Linked DNA regions of Homo sapiens: region 1 is linked to region 2. The links are chromatin loops, found by intact Hi-C in ENCODE. Cell type or tissue: mammary epithelial cell. All regions are shown on one strand. Each heading gives the region's core, and the rest is flanking DNA. Links, peaks and the distances in the headings are about the cores only.

Region 1 (4,473 bases), core at 162-4,161, 150 kb after region 2:
TCTTTGCAGCACTGGCTTTCATTTTTTCCTTCCTGTGTTTGCTTCATGATCCCTTGTTCAAAACCCTATGGCAAAGGCTCTAATGAGGTGATAACTGTCAGAAAAGTAAGTGCTTAATGAATATAACATGGAATAATTGCTGAATGAATAAATTCATACTAATGTATAAAAGACTAAAAAGTGGTGAGACACCAGTCCCCATCCACACCCACCCAGAACATGTATATTGGATGAAGAATAAAGCTTTAGGATTAATAAATAAATCATCAGTTGAGGAACTTCAGGCATCATTATGACATCAAGTTAGGAGAGAGGAATGTTCTGAGTCTCTCATGGCTCCTGGTGTGCTGGCATCTCCCCCGGCATGTGGTACCACAGTTCAGGACAAGTTTCTCCACCTATTTAAACCTACGTCCCCTACAAGATTCCTCCCATCAATCATGAAGTGTATTAAGCAGCTACTAACACTTTGTCAAGCTTTAATTTTTGCCATGTGTATGATGAAGACAAAGATATAAAGACTGTGTCTTTTGAAAGTGAATCTCTGCTCTAAGAGAAACTTTTGGCCTGTCTCTTACACAGAGACTCAGACTTGGGAGTTCCAATGAACTCCAAACTGGTGGGATTCAGGAAAGGAAGGAAGAAGGGATAGTCCTGAGGTGTCTGATCCAGATCTAGTTAGAATAAAAAAGATGTCTGGGATAAGAGTAGCTCTTCTGAACCTACTGCAACTGAACTCATGCTTCAGGCAGCTTCCAACAGAACTTTAAAGTAGGGGGAAGTGGGATTAGCCTTCTTGATATAATGGAACTACCGAAAGTCTGAATCCAACCAGGGACCCTCATTCCAAAACCAAAGACAGTATTATGTGTTTAAGAGAGTTCATGACTCTCTTGAACAAAACCCAACTCCTGGAGCTCCAGAGTAAAGAGCCCTACCCTATAGCCTGCAGCAGTAGGATATATTGGAAAAAGAAAGAGCTCTGTAGATCATTCCTTGAATCCAGTCATTTACTAGCTAGTAATCATGGGAGAGTCACTTTACCTCCCTTTGCTTTAATGTCCTCAGGTGTAAAATGTAGTTAAAATACTTGGTCGAAAAGATTGTTGCAAGGACACCAGAGTGAATGGAAGCAAGAGAGAACACAGAGTGATAATAGTCAGTGGTTTTGGCACAGAATTCAGATCCTTACTCTGAATCTCACTATGTGTCTTTGGGAAATATACTTAAATTTTATGTTCTTCACTTAAAAGAGGAGGTTCATACGACCTCATAAGGTTGATATGAGTATTAAGTGGGAATGCTTAAAGCAGAAATGTTTAAAATAGCTCCCTGCACATAGTAAGCATTCGATAAGAGCTAGTTTCTTCCCTTCTACCTTAGAATCACAGTTCTGATTGCTGGGCCTCCCAATGAAGTGGCTGAACTATTTCTACCGGGTAAGACAGCCCAAAGTTTGTCAAATGATCTTCTTTTGGGCCTGCAATAATAATAATATTAATAATAACCTAAGAAGCTGTCAGAATGTATCAACACATCATTATCTGGATGAAACAATGAGCTTAGTTTTACATTTATGCTTTTTCAGACTACTGACTGAAAAATAGGTGACTGAAATTTCCTATTTGTTTGTCTGAAACAGAGGTACAAGGCCTGAAAGAACCTATCCAAATATCAGCTCTGGTTTTCCTCTTCTCCTGCCAGCGGTGTTCTAAAACCATAGAGGTAAGTGCAGTGCTGAGAACAGAAGACTATGCTGAAAAAAATCAACAGTAACACTCTCTATTAGAGGTGCATAGAAATGAAGAAACCACTTCCTATATTTCAAGTACAACCTTGACACCAATAAGCCAGGCCTTGGGTACCACAGTGTGGCAAAGCTAGGTATTACAGAGAGAACACTGATCCCTTATAAAGTAGAAGGAAGAGCTGGACATTGGCTATAGTGGAGAATTTTGTTTGGGGAACTTTGCTAGAGAAAAGCCATGGATTCTATTTACTGAATTAAATGCCACTGACCTACATCTGGCTTTGTTCACCATCTCCTCTGAGACTAAGCCCCTCAAAAGAGGAAGTGAGTCATAGGAGAGTAAGAAAGGATAGGAACAGTTGGTATTTCAGTGGGAGAGAAACTTGCTATTTAAACTATTTGATTAAATAATTATGTTGCTCAGGTAATAGAACAATTAATATGTAGCCACAACCTATATTTTTAACATAATTTAACTATTTAACAAAACAATAGGTAAAATCTAGGGGGATATTATGCTAGAATAAATGCTTATTTGATATTTAATTGAAAAAACATTCAACTCTGTATGGGATGTTATTCTCTATTCAACTTATCCCAAAAGCTGTCATCTCAATTCTACTTAATGTGAAAATTATACAGCTGCTAAGAGTTTTAAAAATCATGTCTATTTCAGCCTAAGCAAAACATTACATAAATATCCAGAGTTACTTGACACAAAATAGGTGGTTACTCACATTTACCACAGAATTTGAAATAGGAGTCTGTGAAACTTTAAGATCTCCCCTACATCAGCTGATCCCTTATCCTCCACTCAGGCACACAATTTATTACATAAAATGTGCCATATATATTTAAACATTAAAGAATTATTTGATATTTAAGACACATGGAGATGTGATTAAAACAAGGCTTATTTTAACCTTGAATCTACTGCTTATATATCCTTAAATTGACATAGGAATTCATTTTTTCTTTCTCTATAAAAGACAGTTTTCATTGTTCTCTGTTTATAAAAGAAATACATACTTATTATAAAATTTTAATTGTTACACATGTGAAAGTCCCCTATCATACTAAACTCTAGAAAGATACTTTTGTGAATTTTTGACTATTTCTAACTTAAAATAAGTTTTTTTTCCTTTACAAAAATTGGGTCAAGTTGTGTGCAGTGTTTGAAATACGCATTTTTCTTTTTTCTTTCCCTTAGTCATCATTTCAACGTTTGTTTCATTGCTGTAATAATACTATATTACATAGTCTGAATATATCAGAGCTTATTTCTCCAGTTTGCTGTTGATGATTGAAGTAGAGAGTCAAAGGAATTTTGGTGTTTACCTTCCACAGTGCTAAAATGAGCAGCATTAACAGCAACAATCCGGCAAAAGCACTCAGCAGGATGACCCATAATGGCACTCTGCCCGGTAGCCCATCTTTGGATATTTGAATAGCAAGCTGAAAATTATTAAACAAGATTGTTAACATAATAAACACCTATTAGAACTCCTGGAACATTGAGTTCTTGCAGGCTACAATTCTCTACCAGTGCATTAATCTCGTTACTATATAATGAGAAAACATTAGATTTACATTAGAAAATGCTCTTCATCTAGTCTAAATCTCTAACTATGTCAAATTTATTATTACCAAAAGGTATTTATAATATTATCCTTCTGAAATTTATACATAAAGGGTTAAATGTCAATGGATTGGAATGCTCAAGGGGAGGAGTGAATTTCTGTTTAACTCAGGGAGAACCAAAGTATTATGTGTGTTAAAGATTAATTAGTACACTACTGTATTATCACAATAGCATTAGTTTAGATTGGAATGTCGCAGTTTGTTGTCATAAGAACCTGAGAAAGTCTCCTTATTTTATTTCTAGTGTGCATAATTTTTTGTTTATAAATTGAAAGTATAATGCATACATGTCAAGTGTATGGGTAAGTGAATGTTTGCATATGTATTCACTCCCAGTGTGCTCTTCATTATACCACAATGTTTCTTCTACTTGACTTATCACTGGGTCCACATGTATAAATCAGGTTTTAACTGAAGCAAAGCTGTAAAATGGACCGCTTTTAGTGTTCCAGCTACTCAAGCTCTCTCAGGGTGGCACTCAAACCTCAATGAAACCTATCTGCTCTGTGTCTCATCCCTGGGGGATTTGAAAAAAATTAATTTAGGGTAGATATCAATGGCTAGTAATAGTTCAAGCCCTGTATTTGCCTTTAACAGTAACACCTCAATTTCTTTACCTAGAGGGAAGATTAGGGTAGAAAAAGAAACTAACAGGGGAGAGATTTGTATATGCATGATACTAATCAAAACCTCTCAAATCACTCCAGGTAGGTGACAGAGCTGGCAAGAATGTAGACATATACAGCATCAGACCATTATGACAGTTTCTTAAAACAAAACAAAACAAAACACAGATGGGGTTTCACTATTTTGCCCAGGCTGATCTCAAACTCCTGGGCTAAAGTGATCCTTCCATCTCAGTCTCCCGAGTAGGCTGGGATGACAGACATGAGCCACTAAGCCCAGCAAGGCAGATTTTAAACATATGTAAAACAATTCCCTGAACTTACAGATATGGAAACCGGAATCTAGATAAGATCAGTGACTTTCCTCAGATCACACAATTACAAAATGATCACTTTTAGTAATTTTATCAATATAGATATAATTTTTCCTTTAGGATGAATGTAGAATAAATATTT
Region 2 (4,308 bases), core at 309-4,308:
GACTTTAACTAGCTCAGAAACGTACTCCCCCACCAACCCCACCTCACCGCCCCCCATCCCGGTTCTGGGAGAGCATTGTTATTAAGGATGCATGACAGGAATGTTGGCAGAACTGGAAAGTATTAAAAAAGCATTATCAGACAGTCTTGATATTATACATTTTCAGAAATATATTAAAAATAATAAACTAAAACCCATGATTTCAAAAGTTTAAAAAGAGTATTTTCTTTTTTTTTAAATTGCCTAAAATAGTTCTCATTATGGAGATTTCTGGGATTTCAGAATCTATAATCTTACCAGAAAACTTTTTGTTGTTTTTTATTAGTTGTTAATTTTGTATCAATATACAAATCAGCACAAAATTGTCATAAAGCTAACTAGCAACAAGGTGGTTTGTGTTGAAATGTTTAGGTAAACAATGCCCCAATTTTTAACTGGTTAAGCTTTATAGTATTTTGATAGACTTGTACATATAAGTCCCATATAGTTCTTAAATTTTTTTTTCCAGCTTTATTTAGGTATACTTGACAAAAATTGTATGTATTTAAAGTATACAATGTGATTTTTGATACACATATACATTGTGAGGTGATTACCATAATCCAACTAATTAACATATTCCTCAGCTCACATAGTCCCCTCTTCTGTGTGGTGAGAATATTTAAGGTCTACTCTCAGCAAATTTCAGGTAAACACATAGCTCATAAAATAATAAAATACAGGCAAAATTTGGGCAGTCGGCATCATCACAAAATTTGCATTATGCATATTAAGAACAAAAGCTATACTTTCAGACACTTAGATTGAAGGATTTTTTTCTTATGTCTGGGACAAATAAGAAACGTAGTAATCCTATTTGTTATATGTAGTGAAAACATCTTTTACCTAAGGAACCCATTTATTCAACAAATATTTATTGAATGCCTGTTTTGTGCCAGGCACCCACCCAGTGATCTTTTTCTGCCAACCTAAAATACCTTGAGGAACACTCTGCATCTTATCTGTGGCTGGGACCCATAGGACAGCCACACTGACTTTAGGAATCACCTGGTTACATCAGTTGATGCTTGTTCATTAGTCCGTCTGGAGAGATTGGGCCAGAAGGATACTGGAAGGGCAGACAAACCCTCCGCCTACTTCCTCTGCCGGGTTCGGGTTGCCTGTTTGGTCTCAGCCTTACCTTCACAGTTCAGTGTCACTCTGGCTTGCCATCGAGCTTCCGCCTGTCCCCATTGGAGAGAAGGGGTGGGTGTTGGCTGTTGCATTATATCTAAAAGCACATTATCATGGGGTTACTGGGTCACTGGACATTTCTAGGATTTTGGACATAGGTTGTTAAATGGATGTTATGTCATATGCAATGTTGATAGGTATATGTGGATTTCAAGACTTTCCTACTTAGATATTTCTTTAGAAGTTCCTTATTGAGGGTAATGATGTTTTTAAAGAACATAGAACATTCTTTATGTTTTAAAAGAATCATGCCTTCATTAAGTAGGCTTTATTCTAAGTTTGGAACTGAGACTGTTATGCTTTTAAAGTCTCCAACAGAGAGGTTAAGGAGTTAACCTGGGGCATGCCAGAACTGGGATGGAATGGCCTTGAAAGATTTTAGTGCATTGCACTTGACTTAGATAGGATCTTTACTGACCCTTGCTTACTTAGGAGTGGCAGAGTTAATTGGTGGTTCAGATATTAAGGGGCTACTGTCACTCTGATATGTAGCTTTTCTATCATCTCTGTAACTTAGCTTCAAGTAACTAGAAGAGTAATCTAAAAAAAATAATTAGCCTTTAATCAGATTGCCTGCAGTGTTTCTTGGTCACTTTAAAGCCGTGACTTTGCATGATTGCTAGGTAAGTTCACTTAAGAAATAGGAAATTCAAATTATTTATGTTTCAAGTATTTTTGAACAGGTGGTAAAATGAAATTGATTTTTATCATCTTTGAATGAAAGTAACAGCAGATATTCAATGAGTGACTTATTTTGTGGACATTTTTGTCCTTTGGATATGATGTATAGAGTCACAATATATTTTCAGCCTTTTTTGAGAAATAAGTGATTTAGACATCTTACACAGTTACTGAGCACCTGGTACAGTGAAGATCTCTCAAGAATGATTTGTGTGATGTAGTTCGGTGGATCATCCAGCAGAGGGCAGTAGAGCCAGAGCCATAGTAAAAGTTATAGTAAAGTTGCTCTTAGCAACTTGAGTCTTACTTAGATTTAATTTTGCATAGAACCAAAAGTTCAGTTTAGTAGCCATTTTCTTTAAAGTCAGGCTGTAGTGGTTCCGAAATGAAAATTAGGCCCTGATTTTATGTAAGATGATGTCCAATCTTTAATTGACACCTTAAAAATATTAAAAGATTATGATAGGATCAGGAAGGAGTTTTTGAAAATGCAATTTGTAGTTTTTAACAAGTGATGTAGAATAAATAAAAAGAAGTACTTTTTAAAAAGTAAGTATAAAATTATTTTCCAGTTAACTATGGGATATAAATGATTGCTTTAATACAGGTCTTCCTAACCTGTACAGCATTTCCTAACCTGCTCTGTGAAAAACAAAGAAATAAAACTTAGTGCTCTCTTTCTCTAACATTTTATTTTTTAAGAGCTGGGAGGGGGGGGGTCTCATGTTGCCGGCCTTGAACTCCTGGGTTCAAAGGATCCTCCCTGCCTCAGCCTCCCAAGTAGCTGCAATTCCCACATTCAGCTCTCCAAGATTGTATTTTAATGTGAGATATATAGCAGACACACTTATTGATGGTTGTGCTGCAGTGAGCTGCCCTCCTGAGACGGCTCAGCACAACTGCGATGGGCAGGGAGGCATGTGAGAGAGCGCCGCAGACATGAATGGAGATGCTGGTGCATCGCTATTTATGGCAGCACACACACACTTTCCACCCTGTCTTTGCATTACTCTGCCATCTGTACAGCGATGGCAGTCTGTGAGCCCAACGTGTACTTACTTTATAACTTACAGCATATTTATTTCAGCATATTTACTCTTTAAAAATATTTAAACCTTCCTGCTTATTATGATTTTTTTTAAACTGTGCAGATGACTCTGCTTTTGCATGTTGCAGCAGTTTGGCTGATTTTTTTTCCCTCTCTATTCCAAGCACACATTTTATTTCAAAAGGTAAGCTTTAGAGCAGTGCTTCTCAACTTCAATGCAATATGAATCACCTGGGGATGCTGTAGAACTTACAATTTGACTTGAATAGTTTTGAGTGGCCCCTGAGATCTGTGTTTTTTAACAGGCTCCAGGTGATGCAGCACCATCTGTCCCTGGGCCACACTTTGAGGAGCAATGCTTTACACTGTCTCAAAACTTCGAAGGCAGTTTAAGAGTCTTACAAAAGAAGATCCTTGTGGTCACTGCTAGAAACATAGACTGGACACTTATGGCAAATTAATTATAGCCTCAGTCTTCTTAAATTGAGTCTTGGATGTGAGCAAAGTGAATGTATAAGATAAAAATAGTAAAATATATAACTTATAAAAGCCCAAAGAAAATGGCTTTATTTTCAAAACAATTGTAACAATATTCAATAATGTGGTATGAAAAAAGTGGGTTACAATAATGAAACTTTTCTGTTTGTTATACTTGGATATGAGAAAAACTACTAACTGTTGACTACAATTTAATTTTTGTTTCTCATAAATCAAATGAATTCTGCAACTTTTTGTACAAACATGCATTTATTTTTACAGTTTTTGTGGAAAGAGGCAAAACACATTTAATCAAAAACATCAAACACCACATTTGAAAAAAGACTTATCTATTATGTATAAAGGAAAATATCCAAGACAATTTCTTTAAAATATATACAATTCTAACATAGTTATGCAATATATACATTCATATTTTGACTTAATCTGCCAAAATAAACAGGTACATATGAAACTTTATTTACATAATGGCTACAGTTTCAGTCTTTAGAGTTCAAAGAAATAGTTAAGATTTTCACCTATTTCATACTTTTCCCCCATGTTTCTCATTCACCTCTAGAGGTTTAAATTAACCTTTCAAATTGATTAAAATGGGTATGCCTGAATGTACACAAAAGGGCATTGTTTTATGTGTGCAAATTGAAATATTAAAGATGGATCAGGGATCTCAGTTTAAGGAATCCTGCCTTCTGTATGATGATGTCTTAATTTTTGAGATTTTCATATATTGGGTTATAGCTATATATCAGGACAGGTAAATACATTATAAAATTATAACCTTTATAATAATTTTTAGTATAATCACTTGTGTGACTATAATAAATTGGCTTTAGTTTTACTCTTCACAG

The links. A loop is a pair of places that touch in the nucleus more often than their neighbours do. Peaks named below come from ENCODE experiments on the same cell type or tissue, not always from the same donor. Only the 100,000 strongest peaks of a DNase experiment are listed, where the experiment ranks them.
Region 1: a loop joins it to region 2, with 13 times the contacts of the local background. A loop is called at or near these places in 105 of 110 quality-filtered maps.

Annotation. Positions count from the first base shown.
Region 1 is chr5:52,946,077-52,950,549 of GRCh38, reverse strand. ITGA1 (integrin subunit alpha 1) reads right to left here. Exons shown (of 29, transcript NM_181501.2): 28 at 3,089-3,205. ITGA2-AS1 (ITGA2 antisense RNA 1) reads left to right here. Exons shown (of 4, transcript NR_186583.1): 3 at 1,643-1,725. Among named protein-coding and RNA genes, the nearest start is that of ITGA2, 41 kb to the left of the region's middle. In mammary epithelial cell, for the core only: a CTCF peak has its summit at 1,871; a DNase peak (open chromatin) is centred at 1,879; H3K27ac peaks cover 1,763 bases.
Region 2 is chr5:53,093,971-53,098,278 of GRCh38, reverse strand. It overlaps ITGA2 (integrin subunit alpha 2), which reads right to left. Exons shown (of 30, transcript NM_002203.4): 30 at 3,500-4,308. It overlaps MOCS2 (molybdenum cofactor synthesis 2), which reads left to right. Exons shown (of 7, transcript NM_004531.5): 7 at 1-2,600. Among named protein-coding and RNA genes, the nearest start is that of MOCS2, 14 kb to the left of the region's middle. In mammary epithelial cell, for the core only: a CTCF peak has its summit at 2,159 (motif pointing right); no DNase peak of the experiment used is centred there.